2 separate regions of the Homo sapiens genome follow, and region 1 is linked to region 2. Evidence: read pairs that join two places in POLR2A ChIA-PET (ENCODE). Cell type or tissue: PC-9. All regions are shown on one strand. Links, peaks and the distances in the headings refer to the core of each region. The heading gives the core; the rest is flanking DNA. Region 1 has its middle 8.7 kb from the start of LINC02079. Region 2 overlaps CWC25 (CWC25 spliceosome associated protein).

The links. ChIA-PET counts read pairs that join two places held together with the same protein. Peaks named below come from ENCODE experiments on the same cell type or tissue, not always from the same donor. Only the 100,000 strongest peaks of a DNase experiment are listed, where the experiment ranks them.
Region 1: POLR2A ChIA-PET joins it to region 2 with 5 read pairs; 2 of 35 experiments call an interaction of 5 or more read pairs at or near these places.

What each region holds. Positions count from the first base shown.
Region 1 is chr17:39,034,321-39,037,240 of GRCh38, reverse strand. It overlaps the pseudogene LRRC37A11P. Among named protein-coding and RNA genes, the nearest start is that of LINC02079, 8.7 kb to the right of the region's middle. In PC-9, for the core only: no CTCF peak of the experiment used is centred there; a DNase peak (open chromatin) is centred at 1,050; H3K4me3 peaks cover 349 bases; H3K27ac peaks cover 434 bases.
Region 2 is chr17:38,819,495-38,822,414 of GRCh38, reverse strand. It overlaps CWC25 (CWC25 spliceosome associated protein), which reads left to right. Exons shown (of 10, transcript NM_017748.5): 2 at 1,342-1,514. Among named protein-coding and RNA genes, the nearest start is that of CWC25, 4.4 kb to the left of the region's middle. In PC-9, for the core only: no CTCF peak of the experiment used is centred there; no DNase peak of the experiment used is centred there.

The DNA of each region.
Region 1 (2,920 bases), core at 110-2,609, 210 kb before region 2:
TGTCTCCCTAGACTGCTGAGCAGAACAGATTAAGGTTTTTTTTTTTATAAAAATTTAGCAACCAAATTAAGACTTCGAAGACTTAGTATGGAAAAAAGAATGTAAACTCCCCAATTAATTTTTATACTAACAACATGTAGAAATGATACCCCTTTGGATATTTTGAAGACTTAGTATGAAAATAGAATATCTCATTAATAACATATATAATGACTGCATGTTGAAATGAAAATATTTTGGATATAATATATTAACATGTTTCACCTGTTTCTTTTTTAGTTTTATTTTTTAAGTGACTACCAGAAAAGTTAATATTATGTATGTGGCTTGCATTATGTTTCTAATGAATAATAGAAGTATTAATAATCCTTCCATTCAGTATTACACACACATAATACTTTTAATAAGTATTAATAATACTTCTATTACTATATAAAGTATTAACATACTTCTATTATTATATAATAGAATAATAGAGTATTCCATTATATGATTCTACTGCAATATATTGATTCATCTACTGGGTATGGATACTGAGATATTTCTAGTTTTTAGTTATTACAAAGAATGCTGCTTTGAACATTCTTATACTTGTATCCTGATAGTACTTTTGCCTGAGTTTCTCTAGGATATAATAAGGGCACAAAATTGTTTTCCTAAGAAGTGGTATTTCAAGTGGCAGATTGAAAACATGCCAAGTCTCTACCCATCCAACCTCTAGCAAATCTCTAAAAATCATAGAACAGAAATAATTTAAAAATCCACAAACTTAGCTCAAAATGTGGAAGCATCTCTACAAATGATCCCCTGTCAGAAATGCCCAGGAACTACCTACAAGTTATTGGTTGGGACAGTGGAGTGGGAGAAGCCAGAGGCACATCAACCACATATCTTTCTTCCTTGGGCCAGGCAGCAAAGAGTGTCTTCCTCCAGGCAGGAACAATTGGTGTTAGAAAGGGGGCAGGGTCCTGGAGCCCTGGAGGAAGGGTGTACACTCCCTTACTAGCCATCTCCCACACCTTCTTGTTATCAGGAGACTCCATCTGGAACACAAGCCGCAGAATCCCATCTCTCCTCTAGAGCTAGAAAACAGGATTGTCTGGTTCTAGCATTTTTTTTTCTTACCAATAAGATATCACACTAAGGGTGAGGGAAACTACTTTAAAGTGGTCATAATTCCTCTTCTTAGATGACTATGATTGTCATGTGTTTTATTTTTAATTTAGAGCTCGTGTATAACTTGTCTATGTAAGTTGAACTAATAATGTGACACACAAACTGTTGTAAAAAATGCCAGTTACTGCCCGGGGGTGGCGGCTAACGTCTATAATCCCAGCACTTTGGGAGGCCGAGGTGGGCGGATCACCTCAGGTCAGGAGTTCAAGACCAGCCCGGCCAACAAGGCGAAACCCCATCTCTAAAAATACAAAAAAATTAGCGGGGCATGGTGGTGCGCACCTGTAGTCCCAGCTACCCGGGAGGCTGAGGCATGAGAATCGCTTGAACCCGGGCAGTGGCAGTTGCAGTGAGCCAAGATGGCGCCATTGCACTCCAGCCTGGGCGGCAGAGCGAGACTCTGTCTCAATTAAAAAAAAAAAAAAAAAAAAAAGCCAGTTACTTTGAATGTGAGCATTTTTTCCAAAATCATTTATGTGTCGAATTCCTTCTATAAATCAATGTGAAAATGATTTTAAAAATTCAACGAGATCATGAACAAAGGACAGAAAACTCAGAGAAGAAACACAAATGTTCAATAAACACATAAAAACATTTCATTAAATTCATAAGTAATCAGAAAAATTCAAATTTAGATGGGATACCTTTTATTCATCCATAACATCAACAAAAAGTTGGAGAATAGCCAGTGGTGAAAAGGTGTGGGGAAATGAATGCTGTCATACTCTGCTGACGATAGTGTAAGTAGGCACAACATTTTTGACGGCAATTAAAATTTCATATCTACATAGGCTTCACTCCAACAATTCCATTTCTAGATATCTATTCTACAGAAATACTTGCCCATGTTCACAAAGAAGCATGGATTTCATTGCAGCAATGCATGTAACAAGAAAACTAGACATAATCTAAACATCCATCAATGGGGGAACTATTAAATAAACTATGATACATCCATACTATGGAATATTATGCAGGAGTTTAAATGAATGGGGTAACCCTCTAAGTACTGGGAAGGAAGGAAATCTAAGACACATCATGAAGTGAAAGAATCAAGTTGCAAGATGTTACCATTTATGTAAAGAAAAAAGATTTTTAAAACCACACAACAAATCTATTTTGCTTTATGTAAATATGTATGTAGGCAAATGGGAAAAAGTCTGGAAGGTTATATACTAAACACAGAGTGTTACCTCAGGGATGAGGGAGTAGGACACAAGGAAGATTTTTGTTATAGCTGTTATTTCATTTTTATACATTAAGAATATAATCATGGGCTGGGAGTGGTGGTTCATGCCTGTAATCCCAGCACTTTGGGAGACCAAGGTGGGAGGATCACTTGAGCCCAGGAGTTTGAGACCAGCCTAAGCAACATAGGGAGACCCTGTCTCTACAAAAAATAAAAAATTAGGTGGGAGTGGTGGCATGCACCTGTGGTTCCAGCTACTTGGGAGGCTGAGATGGGAGGATCACTTGAGCCTGGGAGGTGGAGGCTGCAGTGAGTAGTGATTGCACCACTGCATTCCAGCCTGGGGAACAGAGTAAGATCCTGTCTCCGAAAAAAAAAAAAAGAAAAAAGAAAAAGAAAAAAAAATACCCATGTATTATTTGCATAATAAAAATAAATTTAAATTGACTCTTATTTTAAAGAGAGCCTACCAAATTTAATTTTAAAATTACCACACGATTGCAATCAACAGAGGTTCATTTGGGGTATGGAAGGGAAACATGTTTTCTCAGAGGT
Region 2 (2,920 bases), core at 222-2,721:
AGGTGAAGTAGACCAAGCTAAGGTAGGTTGAGTTCCAAAGAATGAATGTCCATGCCAGGCACGGTAGCTCATGCCTGTAATCCCAGCACTTTGAGAGGCCAAGGCAGGCGGATCACCTGAGGTCGAGAGTTTGAGACCAGCCTGACCAACATAGAGAAACCCCATCTCTACTAAAAATACAAAATTAGCCGAGTGTGGTGGCGCATGCCTGTAATCCCAGCTACTCAGGAGGCTGAGGCAGGAGAATCATTTGAACCCAGGAGGCAGAGTTTGCCGTGACCCGAGATCCTGCCATTGTACTCCAGCCTAGGCAAGAAGAGTGAAACTCCGTCTCAAGAAACAAAAAAGGCTGGGCACGGTGGCTCACCCCTGTAATCCCAGCAGTTTGGGAGGCCACTGCGGGCAGATCATGAGGTCAGGCGTTTGAGACCAGCCTGGCCAATGTGGTGAAACCCCATCTCTACTAAAAAATACAAAAATTAGCCAGGCATGGTGGCACGTGCCTATAGTCCAGCTACTCAGGAGGCTGAGGCAGGAGAATTGCTGGCACCCGGGAGGCGGAGGGTGCAGTCAGCCGAGATAGCTGCACTCCAGCCTGGGTGACAGAGTAAGACTTTAAAAAAAAAAAAAAAAGAATGAATGTCCACTGTCAGAAGTGCATGAGTTCTGTTCTCTTTCAAAATATGTGCCTTCCTGCTCATTACTGCATTCCTCCTGTCTTGTCATCACCAACTCTGATTTAGGTATGGCTAGTGGAAGGATGACTTGTATGCTTTTAAGGTTAAAACTGTTTGAAGGGAATTCAGGAAGGACCCGTTCTATCCTGAAGCTTTCTTGTTCTTGTTCTTGTTGTTTTGAGACGGAGTCTTGCTCTGTCGCCCAGGCTGTAGTGCAGCAGCGCAGTTTCGGCTCACCGCAACCTCCGCCTCTTGGTTCAAGCGATTCTCCTGCCTCAGCCTGCTGAATAGCCGGGACTACAGGCGCACCTGCCACCACGCCCAGCTAATTTTTGTATTTTCAGTAGAGGCGTTTCATCATGTTGGCCAGGCTGGTCTAAAACTCCTGACCTCAAGTGATCTTCCCGCCTCCGCCTCCCAAAGTGCTGGGATTACAGGTGTGAGCCACTGCGCCCGACCTGTCCTGAAGCTTTATACACTTGAACAAGCTCCCCTTCCCCTCTAGATGTGTGAGAGATTATTGGAAGAAAACCTTGCCATTGTTGAAGACATCTTGCCCTCACACGCCTGCCTTGGGTATGGAAGGGTGGGTGAGGCAGGGCTAGTTATACCCACCACTCAGTCACCCCCCGAATTATCATCACCTTCTTTTTATTTACCACAGAATCTGAAGAAGAGCTGGCACCCGCAGACCCTCAGGAATGTGGAGAAAGTGTGGAAGGCCGAGCAGAAGCATGAGGCTGAGCGGAAGAAGATTGAGGAGCTTCAGCGGGAGCTGCGAGAAGAGAGAGCCCGGGAAGAGATGCAGCGCTATGCGGAGGATGTTGGGGCCGTCAAGTAAGTGAGGAGCTGGGGGTGCGCTTGTGTGTAGGGAATTGCAGAGCTGTCCTGAGATGCATCATCCAGTGTTGTATAATGGCTGAGTGCTTAAGGGCATGGGTTGTAATGCCAGACTCACCTGGATTCTAAGGTTGGCTTTGCATGTACTAGCTGTGGAACTGTGATCAAATTTGAGAGACTTGGTTACTTCAGTAGGACCAGGGAGTAATAATACCCAACGCCTTCTTAAGGTTTGTTGAGAATCAAATGAGATAACACGTAAGGACTTGCTGTAAGCCGAGCTCACAGTAGATGGCTGATAACCGTGATGGAGGATGGTTGCTCTACCCTGCTTCTCAGCATATGTTGAGGATGCAGTCCTGCCTTTGTTAATGTATTTCAGGCTTGCTTGGGTCGGCGGGGACAGGGGGCAGGGAGTGAGGTCCCATGAGAGAAGGTGGATGGTATGCTTGTCAATAAAAGCTGAGTGATTACGGCCAATGCCACTAGATTTTACCCTGCTTCAATTTCCTGTTGTATAATATAGGATACGAGTAGCAGATAATAACTACCCCATCCATCTCATAAAAGGAGATGGGAGTAAATATGTTTGAGAAAATAAAAAGCATACAATATGCAGTGTATTCTTAAGTCAGAATAAAATAAAATAACAGATAGACTAAAACTGGGGACTAGGTGCGGTGGTTCATGCCTGTAATTGCTGTATTTTGGGAGGCTGAGAAATCACTTGAGCCCAGGAGTTTGAGACCAGTCTGGGTAATGTAGTGAGGCTCCATCTCTGTTTAAAAATATATAGGCTGAGTGTGGCGGCTTATGCCTATAATCCCAGCACTTTGGGAGACTGAGGCAGGCAGATCACTTGAGGCCAGGAGTTCTAGACCAGTCTGTAGTAGGAACCCATCTCTACAAAACAATAGAAAAAAATTAGCCAGGCACGATGGCTTACGCCTGTAATCCCAGCACTTTGGAAGGCCGAGGCGGGCAGATCACTTGAGGTCAGGAGTTCGAGACCAGCCTGACCAACATGGTAAAACCCTGTCTCTATTAAAATACAAAAATTAGCTGGGTGTGGCGGTAATCCCAGCTACTCAGGAGGCCGAGGCAGGAGAATTGCTTGAACCCGGGAGGCAGAAGTTTCAGTGAGCTGAGATCATGCCACTGCACTCCAGCCTGGGCGACAGATTGAGACTCCATCTCAAAAAAACGAACAAACAAAAAAAAAATAGAGGCTGGGTGCAGTGGCTCACGCCTGTAATCTAGCACTTTGGGAGGCCGAGGTGGGCGGATCACCTGACGTCAGGATTTCGAGACCAGCCTGGCCAACACGGTGAAACCCCATCTCTACTAAAAAAAAAAAAAAAAAATTAACTGGGCGTGGTAGCATGCATTTGTAGTCCTAGCTA